Linked DNA regions of Mus musculus: region 2 is linked to region 1. The links are chromatin loops, found by intact Hi-C in ENCODE. Cell type or tissue: left cerebral cortex. All regions are shown on one strand.

What was found. Peaks named below come from ENCODE experiments on the same cell type or tissue, not always from the same donor. Only the 100,000 strongest peaks of a DNase experiment are listed, where the experiment ranks them.
Region 2: it touches region 1 in a loop (3-fold over the local background); 3 of 42 quality-filtered maps call a loop at or near these places.

Annotation. Positions count from the first base shown.
Region 1 is chr10:58,282,530-58,290,529 of GRCm38, reverse strand. Gcc2 (GRIP and coiled-coil domain containing 2) reads right to left here. Exons shown (of 23, transcript NM_027375.2): 14 at 4,487-4,587; 15 at 4,320-4,397; 16 at 3,251-3,388; 17 at 1,776-1,897; 18 at 54-230. Among named protein-coding and RNA genes, the nearest start is that of Gm40668, 25 kb to the left of the region's middle. In left cerebral cortex, no CTCF peak of the experiment used is centred here; a DNase peak (open chromatin) is centred at 4,385.
Region 2 is chr10:57,500,753-57,508,752 of GRCm38, reverse strand. It overlaps Hsf2 (heat shock factor 2), which reads right to left. Exons shown (of 12, transcript NM_008297.3): 6 at 7,322-7,383; 7 at 6,043-6,130; 8 at 4,023-4,171; 9 at 3,371-3,607; 10 at 2,451-2,556. Among named protein-coding and RNA genes, the nearest start is that of Hsf2, 18 kb to the right of the region's middle. In left cerebral cortex, no CTCF peak of the experiment used is centred here; no DNase peak of the experiment used is centred here.

The sequences.
Region 1 (8,000 bases):
CAGGCTGCTTGCCTGCTACCAATGGCACTTGCTGCTGCTGCTGGCAGCCTTACTTTTCCCGAAGTTCTGCCTCTTTGGTCACAGTTTCCTGCAGCATCCGGTTGTGCCTCTCTAGCAGAGTGTCGTGCTCAGCCTGCAGGGTCTGGTACTCCGATACACTGATTTGTAAGCTATTTTGGCTGTCCTGTAACTTGATTTTCAGTTGGTCAATCAGCATTTCCAGGTGTTCCCTAAAACAGAAATAGTTTAACAACATTTATGAAAGAGGTAAACTCATTTTGTGGCCTCAAATATGTTTGCTGTTTCAGTGTCAGACTCTTGGTGACTGGGCATGATTCTAAAGAATACATACTCACAAGAATTACAATAGTTAAAAAATGTTATATTGACATGGCAAGTATCAGGCACTACAGATTTACAAAAAGATGTTTCTGGAGTTTAGCCTATATAGCTATGGTTGGCCTGATACTTGCTACAGAGCACAAACTGGCTTTGAACTAGCTGCAGCCTTCCTGACTCAGCTTCCTCACTGCTGGGATCACGAAGCTTGGGTTTGTCTGGGTTTGGTATTTCATACTGAAATGGAACAGGGCATCATGTCGTATCAGACTAGACTACATTGTATGTTTAGGGTTATATTAGTTAGAAAAGAGCCTCACACACTTGTAAGAGAGTGGGTCTGAGAGTGACATGTGAAGTTAAAATACAGTGAAAGGCAATACCTGAAGAAAAGGGATGAGTCTGTTTAGAATTAGAGTAAAATCTTGGTGGAAATAATGAAAACCCTCAATTCTTCTCTAATGCATACATTATTAGTTCCTTAAAAGATGTATAAGAAATGGACATTATTTAAGGTGACAATTCTCACCCATAAGAAGCTCTAATTTAAAAAAAATCACAGAAGTAGGTTAAGAAAAAGTATGTAAAACACTGGAAGGAACTTAAAAAAATCACACCGAAGTAATGTGAATTTGATTCAGGTATGCTCACATTGGCTCTTAACAAGTGATGATAGTTACTGAAAGATATTTATAATAGCTATGGGTAGAGAAAATATCTTAGTAGATTCTTAAACAAAAACTAACAAAAGCATACACATAAGCATGCAAACATGCAAACATTACAGGACTATGAGCCCTGTTTAGAACCTTAGAAACAGGAATAAAACTATAAATAACTGACCTCTATTACAAAATCAAAATGGACTTGCACAGGATGTCTGAACCCTCTCCCCTCCCCCTCATCTCTTCCTGAGACAGGGTTTCTCTGCGCAGCCCTGGCTGTCCTGGAACTCACTCTGTAGCCTAGGCTGGCCTTGATCTCTCAGAGATCCCCTTCCTCTGCCTCCCGAGTGCTGGCTTAAATGGTGTGTGCCAACCCAGCTCATTCTCTTGTTCCTGGGATATTTTTGAACAATTTAGGAAATGGATCTGGATGCTAATTTTAAACTGACATTAACATAGCATTCAAATCAAATGGAGGTGGTCATAAATAGCATAATGTACATTTAATTTTAGTGCCTAAATCTCTGCTATGTTTGGATTTTATTGAGACAAGAGGTTATAGTTTAGAGACTGGATTCTGGCTTTAACATTCTTTAGAGTTTGTAATAATGCCTGTGCTGTATCCTTCCCTAATTGTCTGAGAATTAGGTGACACCAAGAATTTCTCTGCTCCCTGGTAACCTAAAATTCTAGTCAAAAGCAATCAAAACAGGGATTTTAACAACTTTGGGAAGAACCTGTGTTTATATGGGGAAAAACCTTAGAATTTACCTTTCTTGTTTAGCTCCCTCAGTTTCAACCTGAGACACAGATTTATTTTTCTGTTGCTTTAGAACGTTATGAACTCGGACTTTGTAGCTCTCAAATTCAGAGGTGACAGCAGCTTGTTCTGCCTATAACATTTAAAAGAGAGAAAATTGTCACTGCAACATGATCCTCCTATGTACTTTCAGAGGTTAATGAAGTAAAAAAAAATTTGTGAAAATGAATAAACAGCTTATTATTCATTTTAGTCTTTAGTAACATTACTAAAAGTTAGTTCCGGGGCTAGGTACTGCTCCTCTCCCTGCAATCTCAGTAGGCAGGAGGATTGCAGAGTTTGAGGCCAGCCTGGGATATACTATGACTTCCAAGTCAGTATAGGATATAGAGTAATTCCCTGTCTCATAAAACAAACAACAAACCAAAACCCCAAACAGTACAAAAGAAACCCAGTCCTGCTGGCCTGACCTCTTTTAAAACTCTCGATTTCATGTTTTTGCCACTCATAAATTTTATACTGACACTCTTTGCTTCTATTACTTTAGAAAAAAAATTTAAACCTATGATATGTTCTCTTTTTATAAACAGAAACAACTGATTCTCAAAGACAGATTGATTTGAACGTCACTTTCAATACACAGCGGTAGAAGTTTAATTGTGTGTTTTGGAAGTGGACTGTTGAATCCCACACTACTGTCACATTCACTTAGGTAAGAGAGATACTTCTAATGAAGCCACAGTAAGTAACTAGATGCTTTCTATGTTGACACCAGGGAAGCAGGCCCATCCTATTAGAATGTCATAATTATTTAAACCTCAGAAAAATCTGCAGTGCTCTCCAAAAATAAATGTCACAATTTTACACATACTCATGGTTAAACATAAATAAATGTAAGGTAATTGTACTCATATTTTTCACTTTAGAAAAAACTAAAACCAAAACCAAAACCCAAACCCAAAACCCAAAACCCAAACCAAAACCGCTGTCAAGAGCTGGGGTGATGGCTCAAGGACTAAAAGTACTAACAGTGCAACTCTGAAAAACCCACGTTTGAGCCCTGAAGCCCACGGTCTATTTTTGTTTGTTTGTTTGTATTTTTGTTTTTAAAAGCCAGATGAGAAGGTGTGCATTTACTTTTCCTGTACTCCCATGGTAAGTAAGGAGGCAGAGACAGGAGAACTGCATGGGGCAGCTGGCCCTGAGTATACAGTGCAGCAGCAGAAACAAGACATTGTCTCAACAAGGTACAAGGGGAGAGCCTTCTCCTGATGACTGACCTCTGACCCCCACACATTCATGGTGGTTCCCATGTGCTCACACTCAACACATATAAAGAAATACTATCCCTGTGATGTTGGAGGGGCCATGTGGTTGGATTTAGGGTGGATAAGGGGAGGTGGGTGTGCATCTGCTAATTACAGAACACTGCTAGGGAATAGCCTAGAGTACTAGAACCCCATGGGTTCAGCCCTGAAGGACACACCTTGGCAGCGCGACTCTCCTCCTGCAGGGCCACCACCCTCTGCTGGTATGCACTCAGTGTGCGCTGGTGCTGTTCCGCAGAAGTCTTCAGATGCTCATGGATTTTGTGTTTCTCAGATGTCATCTCAGCCAGCTGAATCTGCAGAGACACAACACGTAATAGTGGATTATTTTCAGATATGAGTAGAACATTTTTTTACTAGTAGGCGGATTTATTTTATTTTTGTTGGTTTTTTTGAGACAGGGTTTCTCTGTATAGCCCTGGCTATCCTGGGACCCACTTTGTAGACCAGACTGGCCTTGAACTCAGAAATCTGCCTGCCTCTGCCTCCTGAGTGCTGGGATTAAAGGTGTACATCACCACTGACCTACTGAATTATTTTTTTTAAAATCAGAATCTGAATAATTTAAGACTAAATATTTACTGTTTAATTAAATACCATTAGACATTATATATATATAGAATACAGCAAGTATAAAACCAGCTTGCTTCTTGCAACTGTCTTTTCAGTCAGAGGTAGAGATGAAGTTTTTGGTCATGTTTATTTTATTTGTGCTGTTCTAGACTGTTATTCCCTCAAAAGCATGATAGTCGCTAGCCTGAATTGTGTAGTATTACAAGACTTTACTGCTTCTGCTTCAGCAAAGTACTGAGCATTCTTCTTAAGAACCCCTAAATAGAAAAAAAATCTAAAATGAATTTTTTTCTGAAACAAACAAACAAACAAACAAACCAAAAACAAAACCCAAAACCCATTTCTATCAATTTTTATATGTATAGATGTTTTGCCTGTGTGGCATGTTTATGTACCACATGTGTGCCTGGTGCCCTTAGGGGTCACCAGAAAGTATCAGATTTCTGGGATGGTGTGTGTGTGTGTGTGTGTGTGTGTGTGTGTGTGTGTGTGTGTAATGGACGGCTGTGAGCCACCACGTGGGGCGCTGTGACTTGAACCTGGGTTCCCTGCTGGAGCAGTGACCGTCTTCACTGCAGAGCCAGCTCTCTGGACCATCTAATTGGTAACTTACTTCTACATGGCAAAAGCTTTTCAAAAAATTAAAAATCTTACTTTATAGACTTCTACTTGCTGCTGGCTTGCTTCCAGCTCACCCTTTAAAGATGCCTGGAGTAGTAAGTGATCGGTTTCCTGCAGAAAGAGAGCCATGGTTAAGTTAAACACTAAAGAGACTTATAACCATGAGTGAGCACTAAAAGGGTACCGAGAAATGAATATACCGCTTGCTTTGCATCTGCCAGCTCCTTTTTGGTTTTCACAAGCAGCTGCTTGATTTTAGTGTTCTTTTCTTCATAGTGCTGTACTGACGACTGCAGTGAAGCTAGCCCATGAAGGAATTCCAGCAGAAAGAGATAAGATTTTTATTAGTGAACATAAAACACAAATGATAATTTTTTTCTTCATATTAATGTACCAGAAACTCATTTTAGTTCTTCATCTGGATTTTTCAAATATATCCAACAATGCATTCCTCCATGCCAATCACCCACCTCAAACACTTATGAACACAGAGCCAATCTTACTGCACCTTGACAGATTCAAAACAATGCAGTTCATAGGATAGTTTTCTGAATATAGTTTAAAACAGAACACAGAGAGGCTCCTTCATTCACACATGATCTACTACTGCCCCGAGGAACCATCACAAGCTTATAAGTGTAGCTTATAAAGCCAATATATTTACTGCTTGGCCCAAGTAGTAAATAAATGTGCAAACCTCTGATTTACTCTAAAACTCTACTGGATAATTTTAAAGCAAATCTGTTCATTTGTAAATATTTAAGTATGTATCACTAAATACAGGCATACTTATATTTAGTATACATTTGAAGTAGTACTTTTTAAAAGTTCTTCAAAAAAGGTAGGTGTGGTAGTGTATACCTATAATCTCAGCAGTTGGCAGGCAGAGGCAAGACCATGAGTTTAAGGCCAGCCTGCCAACTCTGTCTCAATGAAACAAAACAAAAGAAAAAGCACAGTTGTAAAACACAGAAGGTGTATACCTGAGGTTAGCTTTTATGATACCAAGTAAGAGGCAATACTTTTTTTTTTTTTTTTTTTTTTTTTTTTTTTTTTTTTTTTTTTTGTGGCAGGACTGTTAATGAAAGTGCTCACTAGGAAACAAATCAAAATATATTAAAGGCAAAAACCATTCTTGTTAACAGAGGTCAAGAACAAAAAGCACATATTAAGCGGTTTCTGTCCACAGTAAGTGTGCTGACTGTGTAGAGTGAGTGGGATAAATCAGGCTATAACCTGCTAGGAAACAAGCTAAGGAGAGATGACACAGATCTTGTGCTCTGAAGCCACAGATACCGACTAGTTGGTCCCTCTCACTTTTAGATTAGCACTTCATAGACAAAGCAAACAGATCATTAGTTGGTAAACAGAGATGGGAGTTGCTACAGTAAACCCTGCTCAGCTGTCTTCTGACAACCATTTGCTCAGTTCCGAAAGTATTTTATAAAGCACAGATAACACAGGAAGCCTTGATATGTAGGTGACACGAAGTTCCTGAGGTCAAAGAACAGAGAATGAAATGGGGAGACGACAATTTACAAGACGATGTAAAGCCATGTCTACATGCTACATGAAACACAAAAGGCTAGAAAGCTTCATAGGACAAGCAGCACTTAAGATTAGAAGGATCCCATGGGCACTCAAGAGTGGACAGGAAAGGGAGAAGTACAGGAACAAGACTGATACCTGGGTAAAATCACATGCAGACAAGTGTCTAGTCCTTTACTGTGAGAGAGGACTGAGAAAGCCGCCCACGTGGTTGTGCCCTATCCCTCCTTCTGAGGCTTCCTTCTCTGCCATGACTCCAGCGTGTGAGCATGTTTTTGTGCATCTTTTGGCATCTGTGACGCTTTCTGAAACATTTACGGATAAAGAGACACAGGAAGCTCCGCAGGTGTTGGCCTTTGTCTGATTTTACTGTGTGGCCGACCTTAGTGTCTCCTTCCTCCTCCTCTTCACTTATGTGTCGGAAGCCACTGCTTGGTAGCTGCTGCACAGGACTTTATGGAACTTCTGCTTCCGGCCATGAGAGCCATAGGGTTTAGACTTAAACTTTGCTGTCATATACAATTGAATAACTGAATAATAACAACACCTTTCCTTCCCTGACATGTGAACAATAAGTAGCAGAGGACTGTGATGGCTAAGATGGCAAACAAAGGTGGTGAGTGTGAGCCATGCTTCCTGTTCTGGCTCTCTGCACGGCAGTATCTTTTTTTTTTTTGTCTTTTTGTTTTTTTTCGAGACAGGGTTTCTCTGTGTATCCCTGGCTGGCCTCAAACTCAGAAATCCGCCTGCCTCTGCCTCCCAAGTGCTGGGATTAAAGGCGTGCGCCACCACCGCCCGGCCTGCATGGGAGTATTTTATCGAATACGTGTAAGGGTGAAAACAGTTGTTGGTCTAGCTGAGATATATAAAACTTCAAGGAGAAAAACAATGAGCAGTGCTGTAATGTGAACGCCTTACATTTCACACAGGATGATGACCATTAGCTACCAGTCAGGGTGGGAAACCCTTTGTAAAGAAATGCACAGGGATTGAGAAGGAGAACATGACGCACAGCTAGGAGAAAAGGAAGGAAGAGAAACAGACAGATACCTGATAGAACTAATGAATTATCGAGCATGGACATTAAATAGGTACTATATGTATTCAAAGAAACATTAACATAATAGAAGAATTTAAAAAAGGAAAGCAACAGAACTTTAGAGATAGAAATCACATTCACTATCTAAAGGGAAAATTTTACCACATGGGATTAACAGATTAGAGACTGTGGATTAGTGAGGATCGTCCAGAGACTCCATTCCATGAGGAGGCATTTGCTACTGCAATGTAACCGAAGATAAACTAAAGATGTAACTAAAACTCCAACTTACCAAGGTGGAAGTACAGCAAATTATTAAACGGGCTAAAAGGCTTTCCCAAGACAAGGACCCTACAAAGGCACACACTTCATAGGCAATCACCCTAAAAATGGCTCAAATATTTCAGCAGATGAGACTTAGTTTGGAGGGAAAAGCAAGACCCAATTATAAAGCTATTTAAAAGGCCATGGAAGCCGGAGCACTGCTCAGTGGTTAAGGGCAAGTACTGCTCTTTCAAAGGCCTGGAGTTGGGTTTACAACTCCTTGTAACTCCAGCCTCCAGGGGATCTGACTCCTGCCTACTGTGGCCTACTGTGGCACCTGCACTCACATGCTTATATTCATAGATAGAAAACTAAACACACACACACACACACACTCACACACACACACACACACTCACACACACTCACACACACACACACACTGTAATAGATAAGTAACACATAAGGGTTAGGGATTTAGCTCAGTCTCTGGGTTCAGCCCTCAGCCCTAGGGGTTGCAAGAGAGAACACACCACTTGCTTAGGTTACAAGGCAAATGTCAATAATAATCAAAAGGCTGCAGTTGTGTAAGTATTAGTAAATCCTGGGGCTAGAAAAGAACATTCACAGTAAGAGTGACCAAATCATTAGGAATGTGCAAGAATTCTAAGTGTGAATGCAGCCAATACTAGACTTTCTAAATAAATGAAACAAAATGTGGCAGAACTGAAAAGACAAAAAGGGATTGAGAATTATGGTTTGAGATTTTACATAGCTCTCTTAGTACATGGTAGGGATGAGAGAAAAATCATTATGCCTTGAAGATCAGGTGACCCGAATCCATCCACCAACTGACAAGACTA
Region 2 (8,000 bases), 780 kb after region 1:
TTCTTAGCCATATGTAGTGCTAAAGGCTGAGTGAGTCCCATGACTTGACGTTAAACATTTATTTACTTACTTACTGATTACATGACAAATTCATCAAATCTACTGACAGTGTAACTTAGCATTCATATCAAGTGGGGCCTCTGACAATATGGCATACCGACTTTATTTCCTACGTAGCTAAGGAAGTTCCTAAGTGCTAAGGTAATGCCAATGAGCTGTACTCAGTCCAGCCAATTTATAAATGCAACTTTCAAGTCATAAGCTTCAAAGTCCTAGCAAATCCCATCCACAGTGTATAAGACTTGTAAGAAATCACTGGCACCATAACAACATTTATTTCTGCTCTCCTGGAGCTTACAATCTAAAAGGGAATATGGACATTAAATAGCCAACTTATATCCAATCCAGTTTTATAATTACAGAGCTTAAGAGCGCTAAGGAGTTTGGAAAGCATGAACACTGGCAAACCCAGGACAAAACAAAAGGGCTGTAATAAAGCTAGGTGCTACGCATCATCAATCTGAGAAAACATCGGGAATTTGGAATTTAGACGACGACGAGTGCTTAGGAATAGTATTACCAAGAAGGTAGAGCATGTTCTAGAAATGGTTAAGACCAATCCACTACCTTATACAGTTATAGACAATCATTGAAACCAGAAACAAAAGCTGAGCAAAGCCATGAGTGGTCCAGGCCTCATGCCATCAGGCTTAGCTTAGACCCCTGAGAACCACTGAACACTGAGCAGACCGGAGGCTTGCACTGGATGAGAATGAGCAAAGCAAGAAAACAACACAATGCAGGTTAGCTCCTTCTGCTTCCGGTCTCTTTAGACATGGAGTCCTTTAAAGACCACAGCTGTCATAGATGCATCTATCCTTTTCTCTTTTCCATTTTCCTCTTTTCTGATCACCCACTGGCAGCTGAAGAGGAACGGAGCTCAAATCCTTGGTGGTAGACGACTACTCTCTGTATGCCGACTCAGCCTGTTACTCCTTCAGAGAACCCCAAAGTAATTCTACACTTAAAGACACTGAGTGAGGCCAGCACCGCAAGCAAGCTTCCCTTTTTTTTTCTTTCTTTTCTTTTTGCCTCAGCATCCTATTCAGACTTGGGAACATGTCTTATATACTCCCAGCGGGTAGATGGGGCAAAATATACACAACCAATTCACATATAAGGAACTGATGCAACTTAAGTTCTAAGGCCTGATACCCTCCTGCTGACTCCACCCTGGTACAGAAACCTGACCATTATAAAGTACAGCCAGCATTCTCAATGCACTTGGTTTATATCTTGAGCATCTTCACCATTTCAGAGAATAAGGTGAGCCAGGACTAGATTTTCAATTTTATGACACTTCAATCTAATTCATGGGTGATGTAAGTCTTAGATGAGAGAAGTGAAAATACAAAATTAGGGTGGTTTGTCAATGTTATTTTGAAAAAAATAGTACCTGATGATGAGATAAGAAAAGCAAAGGGAGTCTGCTATACACATGAGCTCTGTTCCTCTTCAGCGACCAGTGGGGGATATGAAAAAAGAGGGAAATGAAATGGAAAGAAAGCCAAGGCTACTTCTATGATAATTGTAGTCTTTACAGAAAGGCGTCCGTGTCTAAAGAGACTGGAAGCAGAAGGGGAAAATGCTATTAATGGGTACATAGTTTCAGAGATAAAAAACATTTGGGCATGGAATTTAAATAATCTAAGGACTTGCAGATAAAACAGGATATTGCAAACACGCAGAGTAGAATGTGAGATAGAGGAAGAGAGGTAGACAGGTAGACACACACCCCAAGGATGGAAATTTGAATTGGGCAGAAGGAGGCAGCTAAGGATTACCTCCAAGATAGGATACAAAACTGCCAGATTTGACAGGATTGGAGATAGTGAACTACTCTCAGCAAGTATAGAGGTTTGAATATCAATTTAGTAAATGTTAAAAGTGGAACTGATATGACCCCAAAACCACAAGGCACAGACAACAGTGGAGTTCCATTCACACAGCTGGGGACAAAGACTGAGACAGGAAATCAGAATGGACATTAAAAATATACCAAATAAAATGAAATGTATTTGCTAGAAAAACATTCATTCCCTAAGAATTAAGAAGTGTCTTTATACTAGTTCCACTTCTATTACTAATTCACAAAAGTTTTTATTCAATTTTATCCCAGAGAAAATGCACAAACGGTAACACAGCAGCAAGTCCAGATTAAACCTGTATTCAGTAGCAGTAATGTCGAAGAGTGGCACGTTGTTACGGGAGCAACTGCTCTTCACAGGCAGACAGCGACCACACGTCAGTGTCCCGTACCTGTCTGCCTATGCTTCCTAGTAAATTATTAAGTAAAATACAGAAAGTGTAGAATACAAGAGTATTGATTTTAAATGGCACATGTAAGTACACAAACCACCAGTACAGTAAAGAGTATCAAAAATACCTACATCAACCAGAAGATCTGGGTCTATGCTAAACTGTCTTCCTGAGAGCATAGCTTGGAAGTCCTCTAAACTGCAATCAATACTGTCAAGGTAATCCAACAGCTCAACCCTAAAGAAAAAAAGGAACAGTTTCATCTTCATTAGGTATTCTCATTTACATTTCAAACCACTGTTGGTAACCTAGTTAGTGCTACAAAATAATCTTGGTGAGTCCTAAGTCCTTAACAGTTCTTAAGGCATTCCATTTAAGATTTGGAATTTCTGAAACTTGACAAACTCATAATCTTTACACCAATTTACTTTCAGAAAAGATGTGCTACAATGACAGTGTGCTCTTTTCCTTCTATGCCACCTCACTACGCTAACACTCCAAATAATCAAGTGACTTCTATACCATAGATTACTGCATTTGAATACAATATGTCCCTTAACAGAAACTATACCACTAAAGACCACTGGTAGTTAAAATCAAGAATATCTTACAGTTAAAACAAGAATTTCATTTTAAAAATCTAAAGAATTGCTCACCAAAGTTCCAAGACTACTCCTGGACAATTAAATCTCGTCCACTAGAGACTTCACCTTTGATCAGCAGAAAGGGTCTACATCTAGAAGGAAGTTAAGCTACTATTGCTACTTCACATTTATAGAAATGTAAATAATTCTTTAGGTTTATGACTGAACTGACTACAAGAAAGTCATGTAAAACATCTGTGTGAGCCGGGCGGTGGTGGCGCACGCCTTTAATCCCAGCACTTGGGAGGCAGAGGCAGGCGGATTTCTGAGTTCGAGGCCAGCCTGGTCTACAAAGTGAGTTTCAGGACAGCCAGGGCTATACAGAGAAACCCTGTCTCGAAAAAACCAAACCAAAAAAAAAAAAAAAAAAAAAAAAAAAAAACACACACATCTGTGTGAATACTCACTTTCCTAACAGGTTAATGTTGTCATTCAGAATGGAGTCCATCATGGTCACAGGGTCTTCTGAGGTCAGACTGGAGGAGCCGTTTAGCTGGACAGCACTAGACATGAGAGGGCTGCTGCTGCCAGCACTCCCCACACGTAAGGGTTCTCTGGCTGGTTCACTCTGCTCTCCACTCTGAATGACAGGAGCATACTCATCCTCGTTGTCATCTTCAACAATGACAATGTCAGGATACTGGCTACATCCATATCAGCAATATGAGAAAAAAAAAAAAAGACAAAATGGAACCATGTCAGCTTTAGACAAGGTTAATTCATTTTCATTCTCTGAAGGACCCCAAATCTATTGAAAGGTCTCCTTTTCTGGAAGTGAGTCGCTTAAGCATAGGTTTTGACAATCCGTAAGATAGAAACCCTGAGAACTAAGAAAAAATGGTTAACTCCAAATAAAAGTCATCAATTTTCATTCTTTTTTTTTTTTTTAGGTAGTTATCTGGGTCAATAATTCCAAATATGTGAAAAAGATTAGTACTCCAAACCAAATATGAGAAAAATTAGTTTAAAAACAAACAAACAAACAAAACCAGGGCTTTTCTATTATTTCATAAGAAAAATGGCCAATATTTTCCCAAATTTTATCTCATGATTCCTTACTTGGAGGAATCCACTACAACATCCTCATTTGTTTCTGGAATAACTGGAATATTTTCTTCATCCACATTATCGTCAGTAACATCATAAATAATTATGTCATCTGAAATCCGTTCTCTTGACTTTAAACCTTCAGTCCTGCTGTGTGGAACCTAAAGAATTGGGAGAAAACAAAACACATGGACTACTACAAAATTTATCAGCAAAAAAATAGACTCATCCTGTCTACTAAATATGTTGAGGATTCAATAGTAAACAAAACTGCTTGTCCTCAGTCCTTCTGGGACTCACAGTCTAATGACATATGATATCATTTTACAGAGCTATTAAGCATATACCCATATTCTACTTAACAAATTACTTTATTATAAGAGACCCTGAAGATGAATGACATACCCAAAGTGTGTTTTTCCATGGAGATGTTCAAATTCCTAAGTATTTTTTAAATAGATAAACAATGAACAAGTCCAGACCTTCGGAAATTTCAATTATAATCGCACAGCCATTGCGATTATCCCTGGCAGTGGCTGTTCTAATCTGAACCTGCTGTGTGTGTCTCAGGAGGTTTTGTTCTTAGTCATTAAAGCCCTTCACTGGGAGAGATACAGCACTTCAACAATTCCACAGTTAGAGGCCACTGGCTACTTCACCAGCAGCTGCTTTGTGTTATAATGTTATATATAATGTTATAATGTAGATACACAGGTCTGACAGTGCAGGCCCATAATCCCAATTACTCAAGAGGCTGGCACAGGAAAATGTCCAGTTCAATGCCCACCTGGGCTACAGAGTGTTCAAGAGCAGCCTAGACAGCTTGGTGGAATCCCATCACAAAATGAAAAAGGGTAGCTGGGACTAGAACTCAGTGTAAGTGCTTGCCTAGGGTTGATACCCAGGACCACCAAAAGAAAAATAAAATGTATGGGTGCACTCAGGACAGTTACATTAGGAAGTCAAGTTCTCTAACCAAGCAAGTAATTACTATAATGTAAAAGAAGTTTAAGTTTCAACAATAGATGACGCAGGTAAGAGAAGTAAAATGTTTTAAATATATAAACACTAGTTAAACAAAAAAAATCTAAAACATATGAAACACTTTAAAGATACATAAATTTCAGTTAAACTAAAGCAAACCTTCATCTACTTTATATAAGCTTTCAACCCAACACCCATGCCACACAGGTTTACAATATATACTTGGTTTAGAAAGAGAAAGGGGCTGAACACTGAGATATGATGAAGTTAACACTGTCCTGGGGGGGTAAAATAAACAAAACTTCAACAGCCCAACAGTTAATGTGACATAATATTTGAAAATTCTAACAGTTCAAAATAAGAGTAATTTAGTAGGACAGCATTTGCCTTACTGTTCAAAAACTCAGCTCTGATCTCTAGTACATCAAAAAAGAAAAAGGAGATTATCAATGAGAGAGAGAGAGAGCAGTATCATAAAAAAAAAGGCACAACGTGTTTGATGGTAGACTAATCTGCAATTAGATGTTAACAAATTATATAGTCTATAGCAAAAACAAAATCATGCACAAATATTCTGAAATTGCTAGAGAAAAGCACTCTAGTTGGCACATGGTAGATGAAAAGAAAATTCCATAATCATGTTACACTATGATGACCGCATCACTCTTCACCTTATACAGCACTATAAAAACTACATAAGGCCACGCTGTTGAGGTAGAGCTCCCTGGTAAACTTCATGCAGTCCACATTGCACAGTACTGAAATATCATCACCACTGGCATGTGTAGATATCCACAGAATAACAGTCATAGTTCTGAATGTACCACACAAAACAGCATGGCAATGACAACTAGAAAGCTGGGAAATAAGCAACTGTATTGTAACGATGTTTCTTAAAATACCTGACAGCAAATAACGGAACTGTCACAACGCGGCAGAGCTGGGGAGTGAGCACTTACATTATTCACTAAACGGCTCTGACTGCATGAAACACTGCCACAATAAAATTTAGTTTGAGACAATAAATATAAAATGCATTAAAATTTACTTTATGATGGTGATTATCAGTTGGTTCTTTGACTATGTGCTGATATAGATTCTTCTTTGGGGCTCCATTTGTGTTTAGAAGTAGAGGCCTGTAAATAAGAATTGTAATATTTAATTTCACCCCAAAAATGAAAGAATAAAAGGTTTCTACTAATTTACTCATATACTTCCTTCAATAGTGAATGAAAGCTCTCAATAAGTATACAATAGAAATTCTTTAGAACTATTCAACTCCATACAAAGTATACCTAGCTTTTAAAACAGTAGTATCACAGAATAAAAGGCAATAGAATTAAAGCCACAGACTTAGATGTATAAACTGTCAAAATCTTAGCCTTATAGCTCACCTTTTCCTCCTTCCATCTATGCCTTTGTCAATTATTCTTCTAGTTCAGATATGACAATGTCACCAATAGCTAACATATTTATATGCATTACCACCTATCATTAGGATTTTAAATTATCAAGTCTACTAAATTTAAAGTAAACCAAATATCTGATTCTCTCCTTCCTCACAACATTATTTTTAAAGAGTTCTCCTCACTGGGGCCTTTTAATGCTACTTTAAACTGGTAACATGAATGAAAACTCAGTAACTTCTGCAAGGCTACTAAAAGTGACCACCTGGCCTAGCTTACAAACATAAGCAGGAAGCAGAGAGTGCAGTGCTATCTGCAACCCCAGCACCCAGGAGGCAGACTAGGAGCTGGTGAGTTTGAGGCGACTTCCAGGTATCTAGGTAAGGCCCTATAACAGGGGAGGGGGGTGGGGGAGATGACAATAGATCATCACAAGGATGACAATGAGAAGACAAACAGGGTGCATATATCCAAAATGTGTAACCTTATTATGATGATACTGCACAAATGGAAAATTCACTCATACTTATGTGATGGGCCATGGTGAACTAAGGGCCTATGAGATGAAAATCTTCTGAGCCCTTTTAGCTATATGACTAAACTACCTTATGTACAAAATTATTAAAGATATTATATGTAATTACTTTCAGACTGCATGCACACAAAACACAAACATTTGAACTCAGACATAAATTTCATCACTGGTGATTCATAGGCTTGTAAATATCCCCCCAAATTCTCAAATATTTCTACTATCCTAAGTATTGTGGAAAGGGATCCTCACCCTGTTAAGACTATTCTTGAAATGCTAACATAATTTAACAAGGGAAAGCTGTTCTTTGGTACCAGGCATACACTCAGCAAATAGGTATTCATGATTCAACACTTAAATGTTTGTAAGCCAAAACTCAAAAAACTTACCTTTTACGTTTTAAACTCACAAGTTGATTATTCTGAACCAATGTAACAATAAACTGGACAATCTGAGAGGAAAATGTAAATAAAATTCTTTCATCAAAGACTGTGTAAATTTTTAAAAAAGACTTTGCAAATTATATTAAATTACATTAGTTACAACCCAGCTGTCTGCCTTCAAGCAGTGTGCTCAATAAATGCCTCTAAAACACACACATATAATGCTAAGTCATTATATTTCCCACAATCTTAACATATGAGATTTGTTTTTCCAGGAAGACAGCACTGTGAAGCAAAAAAGACAAACTGTTGTACGACAACCATTTTCTAACAAAGGTAATATAATTAGAAGCAAAAGGAATTACTAACTCAGAACAGATCATACAATTCAGGCTTCAAAGAGTATACTGGCCAGTTTTATCATCCATGCAAGCTTACCCAAGCTACAGACATAGTAAATTTTAAATATCTGCTAAACTTAGAGGAAACTTTATTAAACAAATAGACCTAACCAACTACTCTTATTTTATAGGCTTGTTTCTTTATGTAAGACACATGGCTGGCTACGCCGATCCAGTGTCTTCTTAGACGTTTAATCCTCAACCTCACTACAAAACTGCTCCATCTGAATTCTGATGGCGTCCAGCAATGTATGTGTTAACTAGGTGGTTAGGAAGCTTCTAGG